4 separate regions of the Homo sapiens genome follow, and regions 1, 2 and 3 are each linked to region 4. The links are chromatin contacts, found by Hi-C or POLR2A ChIA-PET in ENCODE. All regions are on one chromosome and are shown on one strand. The core of a region is the stretch at or near the end of the contact, and the rest is flanking DNA. Distances in the headings are between cores, read along the strand shown. Region 1 has its middle 60 kb from the start of RTN4. Region 2 has its middle 82 kb from the start of RTN4. Region 3 holds the start of SPTBN1 (spectrin beta, non-erythrocytic 1). Region 4 holds the start of EML6 (EMAP like 6).

Evidence for each region. Hi-C counts contacts between places; a loop is a spot of excess contacts on that map. ChIA-PET counts read pairs that join two places held with the same protein, here RNA polymerase II (POLR2A). Pooled maps may share reads with other maps.
Region 1: a loop to region 4 is called in a map of ascending aorta, with 2.5 times the contacts of the local background. The contact joins the enhancer-like site here to the promoter of EML6 in region 4. A Hi-C loop is called at or near these places in 1 of 168 maps with a recorded cell type or tissue (ascending aorta). POLR2A ChIA-PET finds 5 or more read pairs at or near these places in 2 of 52 experiments (AG04449 and HEK293T).
Region 2: a loop to region 4 is called in a map of B cell, with 5 times the contacts of the local background. The contact joins the enhancer-like site here to the promoter of EML6 in region 4. A Hi-C loop is called at or near these places in 3 of 168 maps with a recorded cell type or tissue (B cell and naive thymus-derived CD4-positive, alpha-beta T cell), 1 of 37 single-sample maps with no recorded cell type and 11 of 50 pooled maps. POLR2A ChIA-PET finds 5 or more read pairs at or near these places in 1 of 52 experiments (HEK293T).
Region 3: a loop to region 4 is called in a map of ascending aorta, with 10 times the contacts of the local background. The contact joins the promoter of SPTBN1 here to the promoter of EML6 in region 4. A Hi-C loop is called at or near these places in 1 of 168 maps with a recorded cell type or tissue (ascending aorta), 2 of 37 single-sample maps with no recorded cell type and 14 of 50 pooled maps. POLR2A ChIA-PET finds 5 or more read pairs at or near these places in 4 of 52 experiments (A549, HEK293, OCI-LY7 and 1 more).

Annotation. Positions count from the first base shown.
Region 1 is chr2:55,107,078-55,113,581 of GRCh38, forward strand. It overlaps a transcript of RTN4 not described here. Among named protein-coding and RNA genes, the nearest start is that of RTN4, 60 kb to the left of the region's middle. Within about 2 kb of position 4,866, at least 31 of the 41 ENCODE cell types and tissues checked have a DNase peak (open chromatin) inside an H3K27ac peak, as active enhancers do; they include ascending aorta, where a contact is called at or near this core.
Region 2 is chr2:55,129,517-55,135,811 of GRCh38, forward strand. It overlaps a transcript of RTN4 not described here. Among named protein-coding and RNA genes, the nearest start is that of RTN4, 82 kb to the left of the region's middle. RefSeq lists enhancers at 4,144-5,056, 4,358-4,547, 4,377-4,671. Within about 2 kb of position 4,400, at least 23 of the 41 ENCODE cell types and tissues checked have a DNase peak (open chromatin) inside an H3K27ac peak, as active enhancers do; they include B cell, where a contact is called at or near this core.
Region 3 is chr2:54,453,297-54,459,954 of GRCh38, forward strand. It overlaps SPTBN1 (spectrin beta, non-erythrocytic 1), which reads left to right and starts at 3,031. Exons shown (of 36, transcript NM_003128.3): 1 at 3,031-3,222.
Region 4 is chr2:54,720,305-54,726,234 of GRCh38, forward strand. EML6 (EMAP like 6) reads left to right here and starts at 3,358. Exons shown (of 42, transcript NM_001039753.4): 1 at 3,358-3,473; 2 at 4,245-4,954. The coding sequence starts at 4,758. RefSeq lists an enhancer at 2,891-3,110 and silencers at 3,251-3,740, 4,412-4,561.

The DNA.
Region 1 (6,504 bases), core at 3,616-6,115, 390 kb after region 4:
AAATTAAATCATGCCAAGGTTTTGATACATTTGTCTTAAGATATTAATGAAACACTTCAAAACACTGATATGAAGTGCCCAGATTCTCAGATGTTTGTTGAGTGAGTTTTGTTTAGTTGCGTGTATTTTTTTTTTTCAGTGAATGTCTGGCACATTGCAATAATCAAACATGTGCTTATTTTTCTTGTATTGGCATAATCAGTGACTTGTACATTCAGTGATAGCATTTAAGCAAGTTTTATCAGCAAGCAATATTTTCAGTTCATAAATAAGTTTTAAAAAATCTTGTAAGGATTTAAATTTGCTGAATGTAAAGACTGAACCTCAAAAAAAAAAAAAAAAAAAAGGAAAGAAAGAAAGGGTGAGTGATGGCTACTCTAGGCCCTACTTTCTTGCCCTTGCTCATTCTCACAGGGGAAGGCAGAACAAACCTCACAGCCAGTATGAGACTGCCTGGCTGGTACATCTGGGGGGGTTTTGTGGTGGCTAGGAATCCAAAGAAGCTCTTATTTGAACAACAAGGCTGGTATTTATAGAATAAGTTCAGGCACTTCAGGCTAAGCAGACACAAAAGTGAGCAGAGATGGTAGTCAGGCTCTGGGTAGATAAAGGGTGCCCTGGGCATCCAGAGGCCCAGTATCTATGAACATCAGGAATGTCTGTGCCACTCCCCAGACAAACAGAGATCCCAACTCAGGATTTCTCACCCTTGGTCAACTATAATTACAAAAACAGAGATTGTGAATAGTTCTGCATGACTCTGGAAAGCCTGTATGTGGTATAGATAAATATACACTAGATTCTGTACAACCTCATCATGCCTTTAGCTACATAGAGACTGGACTTTAAAACACACGTTTCCCATCCTGTTAAATTCGGTCCTTTTTTTTTTTGAGATGGAGTCTTGCTCTGTATATAGCCCAGGCTGGAGTGCAGTGGCACATCTCAGCTCACTGCAACCTCTGCCTCCTGGGTTCAAGTGATTCTCCTGCCTCAGCCTCTCAACTAGCTGGGATTACAGGCGATGCCACAATTCCCAGCTAATTTTTGTGTTTTTAGTAGACATGGGGTTTTCCCATGTTGGCCAGGCTGGTCTCGAACCCCTGACTTCAGGTGATCCACCTGCCTCGGCCTCCCAAAGTGCTGTGATTACAGGCGTGAGCCAACCCACCCAGCCCAGTTCTTTATGTATATAGATATATGGACAGCTATAGGGAAATGTGATTAAGCATTTTTTTAAAAATTGCCCATTTCAGTAGTAATCCCCAAATTCTAAGCTAGAGAGCATTTAGTTACTTGAGTGCTCATCTCTTGCCAGGCAGGAGAGGGAGAAGGGTGAAGGGGCTCCAGCATCGGGGATGGGCCTGGAATTCCACTCAGGGTGAATGATAATATTGAGAACTGAGGGTTTAGTAGGTTCAGAATCCCTTGCTAGCCATACTGAATAGGGTTTGTTTTTCTTACAGAATTTTGAGAAGAACCAGTAAGAGCAGCTCTAGTGGAGGGATGGGGGAAGAGGGGTAATAAAAGCAGATTACACTGGATTTGGAAATAAGAAGCCACAGGGCCATGCCCCTATCCTTACCCACCTCTCCTCTCTTATTACTTTGATTCCCATAAAGAAATAAATATTTAGGTTGGCACAAAAGTAATTGCGGTTTTTGCCTTTACTTTTAATTAAAAACATTAATGGCAAAAACCGCAATTACTTTTGCACCAGCCTAATCATAGGCCAATTTCTATGACTAAAATCCCAAAAAATAGTAAGACTAAGAATCTACAGGAGCTCTTCACAGCCATATTCCTCACAGAATAATTCCAGGAGCTCTGTGCTAAACACATCCCTAAGGAAACTCTGTGCAAAGAGAAGATCAAGGCCAGCAGCTTTTTCAGGTCTGCAGCGTTTCCAAGTGACAGCAGGCTCAGCTGGACACGTCTCCAAGTACAATTTCTAAATTATGAGAAGTGGGATTGTTTTAAATCGATACATCGAACCTTTAAACACACACACTTTTGAAACGTTTCAGCCACAGCTGTTAAAAGATTGATAAATTTTAAGTTCCTGAAATACTGAAATGAAAAAAACAGTTATATATTAGAAGAGTGCTAAATTCCTTTAAAAATAAAAATGCACTAAAGGTTTAAGAGCACAGCCATAATTTTTAGAACCCAGCAAGTGGATGCCTGCATGGGACAAAGTCACTGAACAGCCTGAGCCCTTCAATAATTAATAGATGCAAAGTTAAAGAAATGTCAATGCTGATAATAAATTGCTCAGGGTGACTCAAATGCAGCTGCTTCTCTGCTGATCACTTCTGGTATTAACTGTGCTTACAAAAGCAAATACCTCATACTCCTTCCACTCTATAGAAAAACCAACAGGTACAGTATCACGTAGCTAGGTAGGCCTTGAATAGAAAAAAGGGTAACTCAGCTTTGACAAGGACATTTATCTCTGGAATTTCTGTCCTCTGAAAATATTTGTTACTGATACTCACTTGCTATGCCCCAATTCCCTGATTCTGCTAAAACACCTTTTAGAAAAGGAAGCACTGGAGCAGGGTGTTTACTTTGTTGATGCTCTGGAGCAAGGGGGTGTTACTGTATATGTTCCATGTTAGGGGTTTGTCCAAGAAAAAGGAGCAGATGGCTAGTGACTCAGAGCATATGTTGACCCGAGTGCCCTTTGGCAAACAGGAGCTCCAGGCAGAGAGTAAATATGCCCTAAATATTTGAAAAAGGGAATCACTCAGCCAAGAAAAGAGGAGTCTGAGGGAGCACCCTAAAACAATCTTAGCCTTGTAGAGGGATATTATTTATTCCCTGGGGAGAAAACTGTTTCTCTCTTCCAAAAAAGAGTGGACATTGAATTTATATTCAGAAGTGGTAAGAAAAATAAGGGAAGGATGATAAATAGTGAAAGGAACAAAAGAAATTCTGGAATCTCAGGGCTGGGCGTGGTGGTTCACACCTATAATCCCAGCATTGTGGGAAGTCGAGACTGGTGGATAGCTTGAGCCCAGGAGTTCGAGACCAGCCTGGGCAACATGGTGAAACCCCATCTCTACCCAAAAAATACAAAAATTAGCCAGGTATGGTGGCCTATGTCTGTAGTCCCAGCTACGTGTGAGGCTGAGGTGGGAGGATTGCTTGAGCCTGGGAGGCAGAGGTTGCAGTGAGCCGAGTTTCTGCCACTGCATTCCAGCCTAGGTGACAGAGGGAGACCCTGTCTCAAAAAAAAAAAAAAAAAAAAATTCTGGAATCTCGTGCCTCTCATCAATAGAAAGCAGCTGTAAAAGAAGCAGAGGCATAGCCCAAATGGCCCCTGAGTACCCCTTCTCACCTTCCATTTCCTTAGAATGGTAGATATTTGCCCAAGGTTACAATAATATCAAAACAAACAGAACAATCAGGAATACCCTATGACATATCACAGCCAATAAAGGCTCAAAAAATTCTTGCTGATGAAGAAAACAAATGTTCCCAAACAGCATTTCCTGGTTACTTATCAATAATGCAGACCAATGTCAATCTATCTGAGGGCGCATATACGTCCATTTGGATCCTTTAAAAAAAACTGTCTCATTCTTTAAATAAATGTCAAGGGTGTTTACTCCAGAAATAAAATAGAAAGCCAACCTCAAATCAGGAAAAATACAGATTAAAAATATATCTACGCCAGGCCAGGCACGGTAGCTCATGCCTATAATCCCAGCACTTTGGGAGGCCAAGGCAGGCAGGTCGCCTGAGATCGGGAGTTCAAGACCAGCCTGGTCAACATGGCAAAACCCTGTCTCTACTAAAAATACAAAAATTAGCTGGGCGTGGTGGCACATGCCTGTAATCCCAGCTACTTGGGAAGCTGAGGCAGGAGAATTGCTTGAACCCAGGAGGTGGAGGTTGCAGTGAGCCGAGATCGTACCACGGTACTCCAGCCGGGGCAACTGAGTAAGACTGTGTCTCAAAATAACAATAATAATAATAATAATGTATCTCCGCATGGGGGATAAGGTCTGAAAAAAAGAAAAGAATAAAAACAAAATAAAAACAAATTGTCTTTATTTTTACTTGCTTGCTTGCTAACCTTGGGAAATTTGCTAGCTGCAAAGTTGCTTTTTATTTTCCAATAATTCTTGAGGGATCACTGGAATACTTGCATGAAAAAAAAAAATTCACTTTAACCTCACTCTTCCGAGATTTTAAAAACAGAGCAAGCACAGAGATAACAAAGAAACCTTTTTCAGAGGCACCCTCAAATCTTAGGCCCAAATAGATGGTGGTATCAACAGAAACAACGAAATATCCATAGCAACTGTGGAAAGCAGATTCTCATCCCATAGTGAGATAATAAATAAAGTCACTGCCTTTTGTGACACCTTACTCAACCTCAGACAGAAATAAATGTTCCTCACTCCTGTTCGCATAAATCCACCTAGCTAGTGTTTGTGGGAGCAGAGGGAGGATTGTTCCCCAATCCAGGCCCACGAAAGTGGCTTTGCCTTCCACAGCACCTCCCACCCTCTGCTGGGAGTCACAGACCTCTCCTAAGGACCCACTCAGGAGGGTGTTTGGGGCTGTTTAGGAGGAGGGGTCTCCACTGGCTAGTTTGGAGGAAATTCAACGAAATCGAAGCCCAACTGTAGGGGCCATGTACAGAGTAAGTGTTGAAAAAACGTTAATGTCCACCCTTCCTTTATCCAGACACATTGAACAGATATTCACTGAAATGTCCTTAAAAAATCTACCTCACCCCATGTCTATCCATCTTCCCGAATGCTGCCTGCCTCCTGCCTTGTGACCAGCTCTGCCGGCAGACCCTGCAGTATGACTCAGCGTGTTGAAATCCGCCTCTGTGGGCACGCACTGCTCTCAAAACTGCTTCAACCACCAGAAGCAGTTAATTGCAATGAGTCTCTGGGGATCCTGCTCCAATGGCGACACTCAAGAGGAAGCAACCACCTAGGCAATACCTTCCTATTAAATGCTACCAAACTCCAGAAAGAGCGTGCCTTGGCTTTGTGAGGAGCTCAGAGGCTCTGAGAGGCCCCCTGTGGGGGAGCGTGTTCAGGACTATATGAGGCCTACCTTCCCAGCTCACCTGCACTGGGCTGAGATGATGGTGGTGACAATGACAAATAATACTAAGAAGAAAGGTACCACTGACTGAACACTTATCATTTGCTAAGCACTTGGCATATGTTGCCTCATCTACCCCCGGACAGCAACCCCGTAAAATCCTCATTTTACAGGTGAGGAAACCAGAGGTCACAGAGCCAAAGTCAAGTGGTGATTAAGCAAGGCTTGAGCCCAGACTGTGGGGTTAGGGGTCTAGGCTCCCAACCACGTCAACACTACTGGCTTTAGAGCAGCTGCACTTTCCACACTAGTATTGTTCTAAATCTAAGCACGGCCAGAGGAAAGAATAGGAAGCTCCACACTGACCTCTAAGCTTTTTATAGAGAAGCATCTCCCCAGACACAGCCCCTCCAGCGAGCCTGGAGCCGGGCTGCCTCAGCTGTGTCTGCAGCAGTCCTCAGAGGCCCTGCTGGAACCTGACCCTGAAGCTCCCAGCATCCACGCTGCCGCTGGCTCCCAGCCCCGCCTTGCGGCTCGAGCATAGCCATGAACAGCTCTGATGAATTATCTACCAGAGGAGAACTCCAATTGTATCATCAAAAGAGAGTTGGGGATTATCTGTTATTTTCATTGTCCTTGCCACTTCAGCCGCTATTTATTCAGAGCTGCTCATGGCTCTGGCTTCCTTGTTTTATTTCTTCTGCCAACCCCCAGCTGGAGTTTCTGGAGCAACCAAATAGCTAAAAACAAAAAGAGGAAGCAGCAACAGTCTGACATTTACAAAGATGGAAAAATTGCTCTCTAGACACATGACAACAAACTGTAGAAAGAAAAATTGTGGCAAGATCAACGTGAGCAACTGGGAGCTCAGTGGATGGTCCATAGATAGAAGGCCCTGGCCACACTGTGATTCCAGGGCCCCAAAAACCACCAGCACTGGTGTGAGAAGGAGGAAGACCGTGACCTGACATTAAGAGAAAGGCTATGTCCTGTGCTGTTGCTAGAAAAATAAAAAGGCCACCACCAAAAGAAGCCCTCTCCTTTCTTCTGCGAGGAGGGTAAGCAGTGCAGTCCAAGGCTTCCTGGGGTGGGAAAAGGTGTATTCTCTTCTTTATGTGTGGAAGCCTTGCTTACCTGTAGAAGAGGATCCCTCAGGACTTCAGAACTGTGGTTTCTACAGACTGGGGCATGTTCAGGTCAATGTGGAACTGAATTCAAGCCTTATCAATACTCACAAACAACAGAGGAGGATCTCAGGTGAGACTATGACTACCTCCCACTCATTTAGCATCCCTGGCTACTCTGTCCTCTTTTGGAAAGCTTCTGTCTGTCTCTCTGAAGTGGGTAAAAGAGACAAGGGTGGTGGTGGTAGTTGCTCTGGGGGAGAAGTTGCTGCAGTAGCCCTTGTTTCAATTGAACAATATTATG
Region 2 (6,295 bases), core at 3,150-5,649, 410 kb after region 4:
GTTACAGAGAGCTATGATTGCACCACAGCACACAGACTGGGTGAGTGACAAAGCAAGACTGTTTTTTTTTTGAGATGGAGTCTCGCTCAGGCTGGAGTGCAGTGGTGCTATCTCAGCTCACTGCAACCTCCACCTCCCGGGCTCAAGCAATTCTCCTGCCTCAGCCTCCCGAGTAGCTGGGACTACAGGCGCTTGCCACCACACCCAGCTAATTTTTTGTGTTTGTAGTAGAGACAGGGTTTCACCGTGTTAGCTAGGATGGTCTTGAGCTCCTGACCTCGTGATCCACCTGCCTCGGACTCCCAAAGTGTTGCAATTACAGGCGTGAGCCACCGTGCCCGGTCAACTCGTCTTTTAAAAAAAGAAAAAAGAGTAGGAATAATTAGAAAGACTAAAAATGCCCAGCACTGGAAGTTAGGAGGACAATTAGGTTGCATTAAATTTTAAAATGTGCATGCTCTTTGATCCTACATTCTACTTCTAATGTCTAACCTTGAGAAATACTTTGCACATGTGCCTGAAAAAGCATGTACAAAAATGCTAATTATAAAATTGTTTGTGAAGGCATAAAATTGAAAACAACCTGAATGTCCTCTAGTAAAGGCATGGCTTAATAAGTTATGGAACAGTCATATTAAGGAATATTATGCAGCAATTAGAAAGACTACGTTGTTCACTGAGTGCTGACATGGAAAAATTTCCAAGATGTATTAAGTGAAAAAAGTGAATTGTTTAACAATATGCACAATGTTTATGTTTATATTTAAACATGTACACTCCCCACTAAACCATACATTTCTATAGGACATACAAGTATTTGTAAATAGAAATACATCTGGAAAAATACATACTAAGATGGCCAAAAAAAAGTATGTGAGGTGATGGATATGTTAATTAGGTTGATTGTGTTAATCATTTCACAATGTATACATATATTAAAACATCACATTGGGCTGGGTGTGGTGGCTCACGCCTGTAATCCCAGCACTTTGGGGAGGGTGATGTGGGCAGACTGCTCGAGCCCAGGAGTTCGAGACCAGCCGGAACAACAAAAAATACAAAAATCTCTACGAAAAATACAAAAATTAGCCAGGCATGGTGGTGCATGCCTATATTTTCAGCTACTTGGGAGGCTGAGGCGGGAGGATCTCTTGAACCCAAGAGGTGGAGGTTGCAGTAAGTCAAGATCTCACCACATTTACAATAGATCTTGCCAAATTTTACAATAATTGAGGCTCTGAGAGGTAATTTGCCTGAGGTCACAGAGCTATCAAGTAACACAGAAGGGTTTCAGTTCATGTCTGACTGATTCAAGAGCTGCCATGAAGGGAGGTGGCTTGCAAAAACTCAAGAAGATGATCCAGACAAAGAAAGATTAGAGCAACAAAAAGAAGGTATTAGGAAGGTAATGAATACCACTCTCCTAATAGTAGGTTGGAACAGAGATGTCCAAGAGTCATGCAAAAGTCCTGGGCCCCCATCTGTCTTCAGTGTACAAAGGAAAAACAAGCACTTAATTCACTACGTATTGTATGATGATACTTTTAACAAGTTTTGTTTGTTTTGGGGGGTTTTTTTTGACATAAGTTCTCACTCTTTCACCCAGGCTAGAGTGCAGTGGTACAATCTCAGCTCACTACAACCTCCACCTCTTGGGCTCAAGTGATCCTCCTTTTAACAAGTTTTGTTTGTTTTTTGGGTTTTTTTTTTGACATAAGGTCTCACCCTTTCACCCAGGCTGGAGTGCAGTGGTGCAATCTCAGCTCACTACAACCTCCACTTCTTGGGCTCAAGTGATCCTCCTGTCTCAGCCTCCTGAGTAGCTGGGACTACAGGCATGCACCACCATACCCAGCTAATTTTTGTATTTTTAGTAGAGATGGGGTTTTGCCATGTTGCCCAGGCTGGTCCTAACTCCTGGAATCAAGTGATCCTTCCTCCTGGGCCTCCCAAAGTTCTAGGATTACAGACGTGAGCTACTGCACCCAGCCTAAAGTATTTTTTAATACTTTTTAAAGCCCCAAACATTCTTTTACCGGTTTGAACAAACCAGTGGTAAAAGATATCAGAAAAACTGAAAACATTGGCAGGGCACGGTGGCTCACACATGTAATCCCAGCACTTTGGGAAGCCGAGGTGGGTGTATCACCTGAAGTCAGGAGTTCGAGACCAGTCTGACCAACAAGGTGAAACCCTGTCTCTACTAAAAATACAAAAATTAGCCGGGCGTGGTGGTGTGCACCTGTAATCCCAGCTACTTGGGAAGCTGAGGCAGGAGAATTGCTTGAACCCAGGAGGCGGAGGTTGCAGTGAGCCAAGATGGCACCATTGCACTCCAGCCTGGGCAACAGAGCGAGACTCCATTTCAAAAAAATAATAAAATCTGAAAACATTATTACATATTTCTTTTTTTATTACATGATATTTTAACAATTACTGTTAACTGTGTTGGTTGTGCTAATGGTATACCATGTTTTATCAGAAGTCCTTATGTGTTAAATATCTGCTCAAGTATTTATGGGGGGAATGATGTGACACCAGAAATTTGCTTTAAAAACATTAGAACTGGCAACAAAACAAAGTAGAAGCTGGAGGAAATCGGTGAAACAAGAATGGCAGTACGTTAATTGCTGAAGCTGGGTGATGGGAATATGGGGATTCATTACACTATGCTCTCCACTTTTATGTGTGTTTGAAACTTTTCGGCCAGGCGCAGTGGCTCATGCTTGCAATCCCAGCACTTTGGGAGGCTGAGGCGGGCGAATCACCTGAGGTCAGGAGTTTGAGACCAGCCTGGCCAACAGGGCGAAACCCCGTCTCTACTAAAAATACAAAAATTAGCCGGGTGTGATGGCACACATCTGTAATCCCAGGTACTCTGGAGTCTGAGGCAGGAGAATTGCTTGAACTTAAGAGGCAGAGGTTGCAGTGAGCCAAGATGGTGCCACTGCACTCCAGCCTGGGCAACAGAGTGAGACTCTGTCTCAAAAAAAAAAAAACCTTTTAAATTAAAAGGCAAGAGTGATGGTTCATGCCTATAATCCTAGCACTTTGGGAGGCCAAGGGAGGCAGGCTGCTTGAGCCCAGGAGTTTGAGACCAGCCTGGGCAACATGGTATACCCCTGTCTCTACAAAAAATACAAAAATTAGCCGGGCATGATGGTGCATGTGCCTGCAATTCTAGCTACTTGAGAGGCTGACGAGGGAGAATCACCTGAGCATGGGAGGTGGAGGCTACAGTGAACCGAGGTCTTGCCACTGCACTCCAGCCTGGGCCACAGAGTGAGACCGTCTCTCAAAAAAAAAAAAAAAATTGAAAATTAAAAATAAATATACCGATCATTTTAGGAATTAGTTCTCACTCTCCAGTTTTGTTGTTGTTTTTTTTAATTATTATTATTTTTAAAAAACATGGCCGGGTGTGGTGGCTCACACCTGTAAATCCTGTACTTTGGGAGGCCGAGGCAGGTGGATCACTTGAAGCCAGGAGTTCAAGATCATCCTGACCAACATGATGAAACCGTGTCTCTACTAAAATACAAAAATTAGCCAGGTGTGCTGGTGGGTGCCTGTAATCCCAGCTACCTGGGAGGCTGAAGCAGGAGAATCACTTGAACCCAGGAAGCAGAGGTTCCAGTGAGCTGAGATCACGCCACAGCACTACAACCTGGGCAGCAGACTGAGACTCTGTCTCAAAAAACTAAAACTAAAAATAAAAAAATTTGTGGGTACATAGTAAGTATATTTATATATGGGGTTCATAAGATGTGTTGATACAGGCATGCAATGTGAAATAAGCACATCATGGAGAATGCGGTGTTGTCTTTTGCTTGTTTACTTTTTATTTTTCAGTTTATTTGTTCCCTCTCCCTGCCTTTTTTTTACTTGCAAAAGCAATAAATACTTGTAAAAATTGTCAGAAAGGTATAAATCTACTTCCCAATAATACGGGAGGACTGTGTCATGTGTATTTCTTGTAACCTCCTCCTTATGCAGGATACTGCCCACACCGGTATGTGTTCAGTTCAATTCCGTTAGAACTACTGTTCCTCACAAGGCTGTAAGGTACCCTTGAGGTGTCTAGTCCAATTCCTCCATTCTATGGAGGGAGAAACTGAGGCCCTGAGAAGAAGGGAAACTTAGTTAGGGACCCTGAGCTGGTTAAGTGACAGAACCATAAATAGCTCTCACCGTCCTTAACATAGCCCCTGCCAGATAACCCCTAAGGAGACCCAGCAGCCACACGGCTGATAAAGCCACTGCTTGTCAAGATGTCACAGGGTGAACCCCAAAATTGGGGTTCAGCCCAGGAAGTCATGTGGGTTCTTGGCTCCAAACAGGAAGAGCGAGCCAAGAGAGCAAAGTGAAAGCAAGTTTATTAAGTAAAGGAATGAAAGGGTGGAGAGTCCACAGGCAAAGCAACCCCAAAGGCTGCTGGTTGGCTATTTTGATGGTGATTTCTTAATCACATGCTAAACAAAGAGTGGATTTTCATGAGCTTTCTGGGAAAGGGGTGGGGAATTTCCACAACTGAGGGTTCCTCTCCCTTTCAGACCATATATGGTAACTTCCAGACGGTTGCCATGGCTTTTGTAAACTGTCATGTCGCTAGTGGGCATTTCCTTTAGTATGCTAATTTATTATAATTAGTGTATAACGAGCAGAGAGGACAACCAGAGATTGCTTTTGTGGTCACGTGGGTTTTGATTGATTTTCACTTGCCTCTTTACCGCATCCTGTTTTATCTGTGGGGTCTTTATGATTTGTATCTTGTGAACTCCTATCTCACTACCATCAGCATTCCCCTCTTCCCCCCACTCCTCCTGACCTCTTGACAGAAGCTGAGGAAATGGGAAAGCAGATCCTAGACTTGGAGAAGGTCTGTGTGGGGTCCAAGGCCACTCAGTAATAAGACTCCCCCAGGTCCAAAGTCCAGAGACAGCCCCCAGACTCACTCCATCTCTCAGAGGCTGATGCCCACCCAGCAGGCATTCACCTTAGCTCAGAGCAGCACCAATTTCCTGCATGCAGTCAATAAAGTGCAGTTTGCTTCCTGACATAAACAGCTGTTCTCAGAAAGCAAATATGCAAAGAGAATATTATTCTTCAAGTTTAAATGAGGAAGAAGAAAGGGTGGGTGAAGCGGGAGGTGGGAGCTTACACAGAGTTCTAGGTTTATAATCTAATTCTCCAGAGCCAGCCTCTGACCTGCAGCCCCCTGAGTGCCCAAGCTTTTTGGGCCCACCGAAAAGGGCTCTTGAGGCAACTCAAAACCGCTTCAGAAGTAAATGCGAGGAGTTACTTACTCAGGGTTTGCCCAGTCCTGAGGAGGAAACAATTCTGATCGGGGCTTCACTAGAGGGTCTAGATCTCTGCTGTCCAACATAGTAGCCACTTGTCACATGTGTCTGTTGAGCACTTGAAATGTGAGTCGGAAGTGAGCTGGGCTGTAAGTGTAAAATGCACATAGCACCAGGCATGGTGGCTCACACCTACAATTCCATTTGGGGAGGCCAAGGGGGAAGGATCACTTGAGGCCTAGAGTTCAAGATCAACCTGGGCAACATAGTGAGACTCCATTTCTATTAAAAAAATGTTTTTAATGCACATAAGATTTCAAAGATGGCACAAAAATAATAGTTTTAAAATCTCACTAGTAATTTTTATATTGATTATATGTTTGTTTTTTTGGTTTTTTTTTTTTTTTTTGAGATGGAGTCTTGCTCTGTCACCCAGGCTGGAGTGCAGTGGCTCAATCTTGACTCACGGCAACCTCCGCCTCCCAGGCTCAAGCAATTCTCAGGCCTCAGCCTCCTGAGTAGCTCGATTACACGTGCACACCACCATTCCTGGCCAATTTCTGTATTTTTAGTAGAGATGGGATTTCACCATGTTGGCCAGGCTGGTCTCAAACTCCTGGTCTCAAGTGATCTGCCCACCTCAGCCTCCCAAAGTGCTGGGATTACAGGCGTGAGCCACCATGCCCAGCCTCAATTATACGTTTAAAAGATAACATTTTCAATATATGGTGTTAAAACATTTAAATCATTCTGCTTCTTTTTTTACACTTTACTGAAGTATAATTGGCACACAATAAACTGCACAACTTGGTAAGTTTTGACATGTGTATATACAATACCATGAAGCCATCATCACAATTAAGATAATGAACATCTCCGTCAACCCCAAAAAGTTTTCTCATGCCCTGCTGTAGTCCTTCCTGCCAATCCCCCATCCCTAATTACTGATCTGCATATGGAGTTTGCATTTGCTAGAATTTTATGTGAATAAAATT
Region 3 (6,658 bases), core at 1,781-4,280, 270 kb before region 4:
ATTTCCCAGACTAGTTCAGAGTTAAAAGGAAGCAAGTTTAGGAGTAAACAGGAATTTTAAAAATATATGCAAGTTTTCAAAATATGTTCTGATTTTAAAGTTTTGGGCTATTATCAGTACAATAAAAGATGAGTTCAATTGGGTTAATATAATATAACCAAGGAAATACTTAGAGTATCATTCTCTTTTCTAAACAAAACAGGTTGTAGTAGACAATACTGTTTATCAATACCTTTTTATTTTATTTTATTTTATTTTATTTTTTGAGACAGAGTCTCGCTCTGTCACCCAGGCTGGAATGCAGTGGTGCGATCTCGGCTCACTGCAACCTCCGCCTTCCAGGTTCAAGTGATTCTCCTGCCCCAGCCTCCAGAGTACCTGGGACTATAGGCGTGTCTCACCATGCCCGGCTAATTTTTGTATTTTTAGTAGAGACGGGGTTTCGCCATGTTGGCCAGGCTGGTCTTGAACTCCTGACCTCAGGTGATCCACCCACTTCAGCCTCTCAAAGTGCTGGGATTACAGGCATGAGCCACCGTGCCCAGCCTTCCCCTACATTCTGAATGGAAAGTTAAAATGACAATTTATATCTGTAAAAATTTTGTAATAAAGTATTTTGATGGGAGATAAAGCCATATGCAATCACATGGTTTTAAAAGTGGAGAGTAGTATGTTACAAACATGATATTGAAGACTTCTAGGTTCCTTTATATCAACCCTGATTCTAATATGAGAAGAAACTAAGCCGCTTCTGAGATACATGGGAATAATCCTTCTGAGCTGTTATCACTGCCTAAGACTTTTTATCTTTTTTAGATTTTGCCTTCCATAAAAATGTCTTCTCCAATAATCTTTCCAGTTGTACTATCTTTTCTTTGAATTGTTACTTCTTTTTGGTCGTTGGTACACTGAGTTCTCTAGGGTGATTTTTTGCACCTAAGGGTAAGAATTCAAAATTGTGATGCAGGTATTTACAGTAGAACTCTGAATCCTTGTCTTTCACATTTTTGGAATAATTACTGGGGCTTTACTAGAGTACCTTGCTAAGGTGTGTGTGGCCTTTTTTTTTTTTTTAATTAAAAAACAACGTAAGTGGGAGTGGAATGGGGTAAGGGAGGTGAATCATTCATCAAATGAAAATTTATTTAAATACCGTTGTCTGTGATAAAGGAATAACCATTTCAGAATAACACTGGAAGAATTAATTTAAATGGATGCACTTCCCAATATTGTTACTGTTTTCTTTGGTATTTCATTAACATTGTGAGTGGGGAGGTGCTGGGGTCCATGGTAAAAAAATAAGTAAGTGAAAGGCAAACAACTTTGCTTTCTAGTGGATTTCCCTTATTACCTAATGAGGGCAGCAGCTTACAAGTTGATTGTGTTCAATTCAACAAATTTGTTTTAGTACCTAAGTGCCTGCTATATGTACAGAGTGAAGAAAGAAATAACCCTACCTTTAAGAGAGTTTACGGTCTGGTTGTGTTGATTCACCTTCTGAGAAAAAATGTTATTTGCTTTCCTCAATTTTTTTCCTATCAAAAGTAAACATAGGTTCAAACATTCAAACCTATGAAGGCCTAAAAGGAAGAATCATCTTCAGTTTGCTGTGACGATTTCACTGAGTTTTATTTTAAAATATTCATTTAAAAATACATACAAACATATAAACCCATCAGGCCAGGTTCTAGTGATCTGAGATATAAGCATGATACAAACTACTTGGCTGCCGTGTATTTTTGTTTTATTTTAATCCAGGTGATCAGGTCTGTATGGGGAAAAAGCCCTGGGGCTTTTTCAAACAGGAAGGGCCCTCCTCCCTCTGAATGCCCGCAGTGCCGCCCTGTGCACTTTACAGAACAAGGAGAAAGTCAGTTTCTTCAAACTGCTTTTCTAAAGAGCGTTTCCATTCGTGGTCCTGGTGATTCCACCATCTTTTCTTCACAACAGTGACGGTTCTGGAATTTCTACACAGCCTGAGGGGCTGACGGGGTAGACCAGGTGACTGGGAAGGGGCAGTGGCACATGACAAAAATTTGAGGAAACGTCCAGTTTCCGTTTCAGGGAATGCGCATAGGGGAAAACGCAAGTCCCCACGCCATCACGGGGCCCTCCACCGCGGCCGGACGACCCCTCTCTCGGGAGTGACTGGGGCAGGGCACCTGGCCTCAGGTTCGAGCGGAGCCTGCACTGAGAGGCAGGAGTTGGATGAACCACTTGTAGGGTCTGCTCCCAGCTACCCAAAGCGAAAGGGTGGGCGAAAAAGCATTTGCAAAAGAATACATTAACCTCACAAGGAACGACCCCCACCACCCATCCTCCAGCGCCCAAGGTTTCCCACGAAGAGGTCGCCGTCGCCCTTCTCCAAGTTGGGTAGAACCTATAAGGCATCACCAACTGCATCTCAAACCAACCAAGCAAGTGACGCTCCAAAACCTCCCTAAATACCCTCTCTCCCCAGCATTCCGAACGCAACATCAAGGGCGAAAAGAGGCTGCACAAATCACGTAGAAAATTAGACCGCCTCTTTCCATGGCGATAATCGAATTAGCCTCAAATTAAACGTGAAATTGGCCCTCTCCGGCTGTGGAGACAAAGCCCCTATTGTCCTGCTCGGGTAGCGGCAGCAGCAGTGCCCACCCCGCCCCGGCCAGCCTGGTCGGTCCCCGCCGCTGGGAGGATGAGGTCCGGGCTGGACCCGGGAAGAGCCTCAGCTGGAGAGGACGTGGACGCGCCCGAGGCTCGGCTCCCTGGGCGGCTGCGGGGCTCCGGGCAGGAGGAGAGGGCGGGCGAAGCAGAGGGAGCGGGCGGGAGTGGGGAGGGAGGAGTGCGGAGGGCGGAGGGCGTGCGGGAGGGATCCCGGGAGTGCGCTTGTGTGTGTGTGCGCGCGCGCCCGCCCCGCGCGCTCCTCTCCCCGCCCCTCGCCCCCTCCCTGCGAGCGCCCTCCTCTCCTCCTCCCCCCGCCCCCCGCGCTCCCGCCCAGCCCCCGGAATCAGTGCCGCTGTTGCCGTGCAGGCTGCGGATTCCTCCAGTCCCTCCCTCGGCCGCCTCTCCTCCCGGAGCGAGCGCGCAGCCCTGCGCAGCAGCGCCCACTGGTCCCGTCCTGTGAGCCCCGGCCCCAGCCGCGGACAGACCCGCGGAGTCGCCTCCCGGCCCACCCGCCCGGCCGCCGAGGAGCGGGAGGAGGACGGGACCCCGGCGCCCCCACCCCATCCCCGGGAGGTAGGTAGGGGGCCCGAGGCAGGGAGATGCCAACTCACTGGGGCTGCCTCCCGGGTGGGCTCCGCGGCGGCGGACGGGCGGGAGGAGGGGCGCGGGCCCAGGGCCGGAGGACGCCGCTGCCCGCCTGCCCTGCGCCCGGGGAGCCGCGTGGGGGCAGGGAGGCTGCAAAGCCCGGGCGGGGGCGGCGCGGGGAGCCCGGGTCGCGGGTGCTCATTGGTACTCGGATGATGCGGGACGAGGGGCGGCAGGCTCTGCGGTGAGGCGGCAGCAGACCCGCCGTGCGCACCGCTGCCGTCCGGCCCCAGCCCCGGCGCGGCGCGGCGATTCCTCCTCCCTGCCTCCGCCGGCGCCTCCCTGCAGCCGGGCGCGGCGGCCCCTGACGCGGAGGCCCCTGGCGCGGAGGTGGGTGCGGAGCGGACAGCGGACAGCCGGAGGGTCTATTTTCAGGTGCCCTCTCTGTGGCCCCGCGGGTGGGGAGCGGGGGCGGCGGTGACAGGGCCGGGCTCTGCGCGTAGCGGTGCAGGGGATGCGGCCAGGCGTGGTCCCGGCTGCGCCGCGCTGCAGCTGAGCCGGAGGCGGCGGCCCCGCGCCCCCACCTCCGCCCCATCCCTGCGCTTGCTACCCTCGTGCGCCCGCCCCCCCCCCGCCCTTTCTGCCGTCCCCACTCTCCCAGGGCTGGGCGTGAGCCGCCTCCGGGCGCCGAGCCGCCGCTGCGCCCGCCCTTCAGCTCCTGCCACCCTCTCTTCAACAGGTTTGTCTCAGCGCAGGGACCCTCCGGGCCTGCTTTGGGTAGGTGGGCTGGCTCGTCATCACCCCCCACACCACGCCCACGGCCCTCTTTTAGGGGGCGCCTTCTCTTTGTTTTTGTGATAGGAAAGGTGCCAACTGCTGCCATCAGATGAGGAGGGGGTGGGGATCAGAACGCAAACCTCTGTCCATTATTTTTCCAATCGAAAGCCAGGCCAGATAGTAAGTGAGGACAGGGTGCGTGTGGGGGTGCTTCGGCGGAGCAGAAAATTGAATTCGGTGGGGTTTATTTGGGCGGGGATGTGCTTTTTTGGCAAGATGGATGGCTCACGGTGCCCTCGCCGTGATGCAGCACAATGCAGCAGTATCGCAGCTTCCTTGGTTCTCGCTGGCGGGGCTTGGCACGGCCGCTCGGCGCCTGCGGCCCCCGCCCGGCCCCACCCAGGCCCGGGGCTGCCCTTGGCCGAGGCCTGGAGCTGCTGCTACCTTGTCCTGCAGCTTCTGCTGGATGTGGCGTCAGGAGGACCAGGTCAGCTAGGTGTGAGCAGGGGAGAGTCTTTTCTTTTGGGATGATCCCTCCTGCACCTCTTCTTGGGCTGCGCTCTGCCGGAGGGGCGCCCTGCATCACCAGTGCAGGCAGAGGGGAGCCGGCCTGTGGTTGCGGATCGGAATCTGATCTGCGACCAGGGGACCTGAGCCATAGGGAGGGGCTGCAGGAAGGACTGGGCCCAGTGGTGTGCGGAGGCAATGTTGCAGTGTGGGGAGTCGCAGCGTTTTTCTGTGGATCGTCCATAATCTGTAACCACAACCCAGCTATGCATTAATTTTTTCTACGTGAAAAGTTGGTGTTTATTAATTGGACCTTCACAACTGTGACATTACAGTACCTCGTCTGTCTTTGGTTAATACCAAGTATGCATTTTTTCTGTAGGAAACCATTTTTAAATGAAATGATTAATGCATTTTGGGTTTTATGTCACTAAGACATTTATAAGTATATTAAAATTCAGTAGGTTGTTTTAAAAGGAATTTATATGTTTTTTAATGGATAGTAAATGATTCCTTTAGCTTGTATTTTGTTTTCATCGTTTGCTTTTTCTAAGTCAAGTACAGTTGCATTATTTGGATGCTTTATTAAGGATTATTAGGTGTATGAGTGTCATGATGGGGGCTAAATTGGTATTCAGATTTCTATTGATTGAGGTAGCCAAGTTAAGTGTCCGGGCGTAATTAATGGGATTATGACAGTAACACTGCGTTTGTGTTTGTTTATATGTATTTTTTGTATACATATTTTTCACAGCTGTGACTGGGGAGAGGGTGGAGAAGGGCAGACCACCAAGGCCTCTTGACTGGCATCTAGTCAGAAGGAGATGGTTCCCAGTGTTCTCATGTTTAGTCTCGGCCAGGACACAGGGAATTTCCCTTCTAAATGCCATCTCTATAATTCATTATTCAGTGTGGGATGGCAAATGGGATATATTTCAAATGTCAACCCAGGCTTTCCTAAAATGTTTAGGTGAAAAAGGAAATTTCAATATGCTAGTTGGAAGGGAAGGTCAGTGTTTACAAGCCAAGGGCGTGCCTGCTTGTATTTTTAAATATTTCTAATGAATCCAAGTTAGTTGCTTTTGATTTCATGTGGCTCTGCAGAATAGAACTGCATGTACATTGTGTGGTGTATGTGCGTTATTTTGAGTTTCTCTAATAGCCATTAAAATATGAGACTTTTTGTGCTGGTTGTGTAAAATCGTGTTGCGTACAGATTTTTATGAATGTTGTTCCCATGGATCATCCAAACGTTTTGGATTTACTTTGTTGTAAGAAATATCCTGTGTTGATGTCACAGGAGGTTTAGCTGTTCTGACTTACACAGCAGGTGCAGAATTCTGTTGGGTTAAGCTCTTTGTAACTCTGTCATTACTGGAGTGACCAAAACCTTCATCTGAGAGGAGAAGTATTGGGCAGTGAAGGAACTGCTGTCACTAGGTCGTCTCCCACAGTTGAGGTTTTCTGTGAAGAACTTCTCTTGGGCAAGACTAGTAACAACTATCTGTGATGTTGCAGAGCAAATGAGAAGACCTCCCTCTACTTGTGACACATCCTGAGCAGAGGCTTGGCATTGGCAGAGTTTCCTGGAAGGGTTTGTAGAGTGGTTGCTTTGTCTTGATGTTTGAATGTATGACTTTACATGTGGAAGTACTATTTTGACGTGGAAGGATTTTACTACTGCTAACATAGACATGATTAGTGGAAATCATTCAGTGTGGATTTTGTCGAAATAATTTTAAGCTTTTCTTTTTAATAGCATATTCTTATAGAACATTTTAAAGCCTAATTTTTTTTACGTGCAATGACATGATGCTCCTTTAATTATGTTGCATCGTAACTAGTATCTTCATTATAATTGGGCTTTATTTAATGGCAGCCGTAGTTTCTTTCACTACATTATTGGAAATGCAAACCATTCTTCCAGAAGGAAGGGGCTAACTACCCCTGTTAGAAGAGTGAACTTTGTAGGTCTGTGGAAGTGAGTAAAGCATCTCATGGGTTTTTCTTGTAAATTTTCAGTCTTTGCTTTTTCTCAGGGCATCTTTTCTTTGCAAAAGACCTAGTTTAGTACTCTGATTTTTCCGGTAGCACTTGTAATTATATTTAAATTTTTATTGTGTGGGAATAACATCATCTA
Region 4 (5,930 bases), core at 2,108-4,607:
AACAGAAAAGACTTGGGGTAGCTTTTTCTTTTTTATTTTGAGATCTCACTCTGTTGCCCAGGCTATAGTCTAATGGCGTGGTAACAGCTCACTGCAGCCTCAATCTCCTGGGCTTAAGCAATTCCTTCCACCTCAGCCTCCTGAGTAGCTGGGACTACAGGCCTGTGCCACTACACCCAGCTATTTTTGTAGTTTTTGTAGAGAAGGAGTGTCACCAAAGCCCAGCCTGGTCTAGTACTCCTGGGCTCAAGCAGTCCTCCCGCCTTGGCCTCCCAAAGTGTTGGGATTACAGGTGTGAGGCACTGTGCCTGGCCTAGGGTAGCTTTTGAGCATCTTCCTTTTAAAGGCAGCCAGGATGTGCCCCATGACCCTTCTCTTCTTTGAAATGTACTTGAAATGTACGTTTGATGGCTAGTACTACATCTTGGACCATGAGGTCTAGGGACAGCAGAGCAGAATGCTGGCATGCTGCCAGTAGCCTGAGTACTCAAGGATTCCTTTAAGCAGAGCCATCATTCTAGGCCTGTACTACCTCCAGGTTTTTGTGAGAAATAAAATTCTATCAAGTTTAAATCATGGCTATTTTGGGTTTCATTTACAGGTGAACTTACTCTACCATCTAAACAATTTCTTTCATCATTCTTAGCATTTAAGAGCAGCGTCTGGAGTCAGACTGCCTGAGTTCAAATCCAGGCTTTGTCACTATTTTGTGCATTCCTGGGCAAGTTACTTAAACTTTCCTTACCTTCATTTCTTCATCTGTAAAATGAGGAAATAACAGTAACTACTTCATAGGATTATTACTGGGGTGAAGATCAAATTATCTGATACACGTAAAGCACCATTTATAGTGCCTGGAACATAGTAACTGCTATTCATTACAACAACATAATGTTATTATATTATGAGTTTTACTCATGCTTTTTAATACTGCTTATTTCCAAAGGACACTACCAGTCTTATTTGACACTTTCAAGTAGAGGTTACTATCTACTGCCATATAGTAATAATTAACATTTATCTAATGCTTTACAAATTAACTTTTCACGTATGTATTACTTTGTTTCATTCTTACAATTATCCTGTGGGGTGAGTACTGCTATACTTTATTAAATGAGGAGAGTAAAGATCAGAGGATTTAGTGATTTGCCTAAGGTTACAATTGTAAGTGGCTGACTCAGACTTACTCCTCCAACTCATTTAACAGTCTGGTACAGCATGGGGGTCATTAGTTATACTAAAGATAATTTAGGAAATGAATATGTTCCATCCATTTCTATTTAAGAGACTTCTTTTCAATACATTTGTACATTTTCTCTGGAAAGTGTCTCTTCCTTTCTAGACCACTGCCACTATCTCTAACGCAGCCTCAAGCACTACCCCAGACTTCTAATACCTCATGCTTTGATTACTGCTTTCATTGCTATTCCCTTATTTTTATTCAAAAAATCAATGACTCCATTATTTTAAGGATACAGCGCAAACCCCTATGCTGAGCTCCATCTACAATCTAACCTTTCATGTGTCCTCTTGATCTTATATGAATTCTCCCTTGCACCAAACTGGGTATTCTCTTTAGTGTTCTCTAAATCCACTTTTCTGCATCTACACTTTTGTTTATTCCCTAAACGCATGTAGAACGCTCTTTCAATTTATCTTTACTTATCTCAATTCTATCTATATTTCCTAGTTCCTCCATGAAACTTTTCCTGATGTATTTTATCTGGAAAAACTCTTCCTCTTCTGAATTCTTATATAGAACTTACTGGCCAGGCACAGTGGCTCATGCCTGTAATCCCAGCAATTTGGGAAGCCGAGGCGGGCAGAACACCTGAGGTCGGGAGTTGGAGACCAGCCTGGCCAACAGGGCGAAACCCTGTCTCTACTAAAAATACAAAAATTAGCTGGGCGTGGTGGTGCGTATCTGTAATCCCAGCTACACAGGAGGCTGAGGCAGGATAATCGTTTGAACCCAGGAGGCGGAGGTTGCAGTGAGCCAAGATCACGATATTCTAGCCTGGGCAACGGCCTGTTTTGTCTCAAAACAAAACAAAACAAAAAGAACAACAAAAACTTACTGTCTTTATATAATTCATTTGGCACTGTTTTATGGCACGACATCATTGATCAACTATATTTTTGCTTCTATCTCAAACCTTTCTCAGGCCGTGTTTTTGTTTTTGGCAGTGTTCTTGTTGCCTAGCACAGTGCCATCTCACTTATTTGTTGATTCTGTTTCCTTAAAAACAAAGATGAGACCAATTCAAATCCTCATTACTGCGGGCAGCAACAAATCATCCAAACTCTGGCACTTCCAGTTCTTTCGAGCTTTCCTACCAGGTCGGAGGGTTGTCTTAAAACTTGAGGGAGATGAACTGAGTAAGCGATTACACTGAAAGCATGGGAGGGAAAGGACGTTCCAAACGTCCAATCCATCATCCTTTTGCAGCCTCTTAGTCACTGGGATTTTGAAATCTCTTTCCAAAGACTAGCTATGGCCCTAAATTGGAAATAGGCTACTTGAGAACACAGTGGATTCATAGTTCATCTCGGGCAGTTTTAGGAGAAATGCCACCAGCTTCTGCGTTTGAAGGCCAAGGTTAGCTGTTCATGGCGTGAGCACCTTCCTGCTTCCAACCTCCGGTTATCTGTAAATACCCAAGTCCTCTAATTTAGGACGCAGGTCATGGGAAGACGCTGGTTCTTAGGGCAGAAGTGAGCTCACATTCCCAGCATTTTTCTTAAACTTGGCAGAACTGCACTTTAACAAATTAAAATCCATGTGAATGAAAAGGAAAACTTAAGTAGGAAACAAACTTAAGCTTGAGTCAGTTACAGCATGGTGAGGATGTCGGTTACAGCAACACTCAGAGACCGATGAAGGAGAAATTCCAGTGGTGGGCTGGGAGACCGTCTCCATTCCAACTCCACCGCTTTTCTCTACAGAGACCCACGCACGCCAGCTCCCGCCTCAGTCACAAGGGAACGCCCGCGTGGGCAGGCAATCGTCCTTGGTGAGCCGGGATCTCCTCACCCCGAGAGCCGCAGGCTCCGCTGACGCCGGTACAGGTCTCGCTGCGACTCCCTCTGGGCGCGCGGAATCCTGGGACTTGTGGTCCCTTCCGCGCGCTGTCCGCCCTAACCGGCGCAGAGAGGACTACACTTCCCAGGATGCGTCGGGGGAAGAGGCCACAGGGACAGGCAGAGGGAGGGGGCGGCCCCAGTCCTCCGGGGCGTCGCTGTTTCCAAGCGGCGAGATCTCGCCTAGTAACCGGCAGCTGAGGTTCACTAGCGCGGCGTTGTGGCCCCGCCCCCGGAGCCCCGGCTGGAGGAAGAACCTGTCTCCCGCGGCGCCCCAGTGACGAAGTCCATCCCCGGGTGCGGGAGGCGGGGAGGGGAGGGCAGGCAGAGGATTTCGCTCGCTCGCCCGCGCGGGATCCGGGACGCGCCGGTGGCGTCCGCTGGCAGCAGAGGTTAGAGGCAGAGAGCGCGCGGATGCTCCGCGGGCGAGGCTGGTTCGAGAGTGGGAGGAGTGCAGGGCGCCGCCAGGGCGGCAGTGCGCGCGGGCCGAACAGTCCTGAGGGCGGGCATCCCTCGCGCAGCGCGCCGACCCCCGGGACGTGTGCGTCTGTGGGGGGTTGCTGTCCCCCGGGTCCCTCGGGCGACCCCTCTCCACGCTGGGCTCAGGGCAGGACCCGGGATTCCGTGGGACCCGGTGTTTAGCGCAGAGGTTTCTGGGGAGAAGTACACGATTTTTGCCACTTGTTATTTGATTTCTCCTCGACCAGGAGCGTTTGTAGGTAGCGCACTCCCTCCGACTGCACTAGTGCCTCGTTTCTTCCGAGTAAGACAATCTTTCATGATGCGGATTGGAGTTGCTGATCAATGAGAGCTGCTAAGTTCTTTATGGCTTTCTCGGTGAAGAGAAGGTTCACGGAGGATATGATTATTAAACACACACATGAAAACTAATTGGAGCATCTAAAAAATGACCATTGCATATTCGCCCTCGCTTATTAGGGAAACAGCAAGCGTTCCTTCAAATCGCATCAGCAACTGCCAGGCAGCAGCATTTACGCATATTTCATATCATTAAGGAGATGGAACTGGAGAGAGAAAGCGGGAGTAGGGGACAATTTTTAAAAATACCCAACTTGGTTTAGTTTGGGGATAATTTTCTTGGATTGGGTGACTTATGCGAAAAATCTGTTTCTTTCTTCCTCGCTCTCGCTTCCTGGATATAGACTGTCAATTTCGGATCCAAAGACGGCGATGGCAGAGCTCACCCGGGTTGCCTGTCAAATCAAGGCTATCGCAGAATAAATCCCGCCGCCTGCCGCGAAGCCCCGGCGCACCGCAAACTTCAGTGAGCGAACTGGGTGATCGCTGTTGGGATATGCAGATTCCTGATGTAAAAGGCGGGGTGGCCCCCCCGAGAGCCTCTCCCGGGGGCCGGAGCCCGCAGGTGCAGTGAGGCGCGCGCGCCGGTGCCGGCGCCCCCAGAGCCGCCTTGCCCGGGTAGAGGGAGCCCGGCGCCCGGCGGGGTCTGGCGGCCGCACACCGGCGGCGGCGGCTTGTCTGCGGCGGCTGCAGCGGATGATGGTGGCGGCCGGCCCGCTGGGCTGTGCCTGTGTGTCGCCGCGGAAATCAGCGCCCTGCGCCGCGCGCTGAGCCCCTGCAGGTCCGCCGCAGCCCCAGCCTCGGCGAGGACGGCCCCGGCGCGCGGGGGGGCGGGGGGCGCGCGGGGTCGGCTTATCATGGCGGATCGGACGGCGCCCCGCTGCCAGCTCCGGCTGGAGTGGGTGTACGGGTACCGGGGTCACCAGTGCCGCAACAACCTGTACTACACGGCAGGCAAGGAGGTGGTCTACTTTGTGGCTGGGGTCGGGGTGGTTTACAACACCCGCGAGCACAGCCAAAAATTCTTCCTGGGACACAACGACGACATTATCAGGTAAGGGGGTGGCCAGGGGCGGCGGGGAGGGGTTGCGTGTGGAGGCTGGGAAGGTGGGAAGCGGTTGACCTGGGGTCGGATCCGGGAGCCCCGTGGAATAGAGGATTCTCTCTGGAGCCGCATGGAATTACTGAAGGGCTGCTGATTCTAGGGCCAGGGCAGAAACAGTGTGGGGAGTGTAGGTGAGGAGGGAGAGATGTCTTTTCGCTGTATCCCTCCGGAATTCTGGCTTTTAAATCTCCAAGGAGTTGAGTGTTCTGATGCTTTCTTGCTGTTCTTTCCTGCTACAAGTGGAAGGAGCCTGGGTAACTATGAAACACTTCTTCCTTCCCTAACCAGGTGCACGGTAGGACCAATAACCTGAAGTGTGGGCATCATCTTTGGGAGGCTCCTCAGTGGGTTTCTCAGTAAGCAAGAGGATTAAAAAAGATCTAAAAGAAATTTTACTACTGGTAATTTGGAATCTTCATCTCAGATGCTTTGGACCTGGGAAATTTCTGCAGTGGGTGGGGAGTTTGTTCTCTAATATTTCACTTGGCAGTGTTTTAATGCCCAAAGCATATTTATACACTAAATGGATGCTTCCACAGCATCATTGAGGTTATTAAAGGCTGGCAGCTGCTGGATCACAAAATCCTACCAGCCAGCCCACACAATGACCAACATCTGCTAGCGGATGGCCCAAGACTGACTGACAGGAGAGCTCATTTGGATGAATGGCCGTTTTAGGGGCCCTCCCGATTAAATGGAAAGGGGTTATATTGTGATTCTTGGCCCTATCCTCTCATCTTTGGACCAGACACATTTTCCTCCAGCCCTTGTCAGCTTTTATGTGAGCAAACAAGGTATGGGCCAGATGCTGTTCACAGGGAATCCTTTTCAGCCTTCAGCAGTTAAGGAAGATTTTCGTCATATGGGAGCCTCAGCCCACAGGGAAAATGACTTGCTGAGGATGGACTACAACTGACAGAGACCA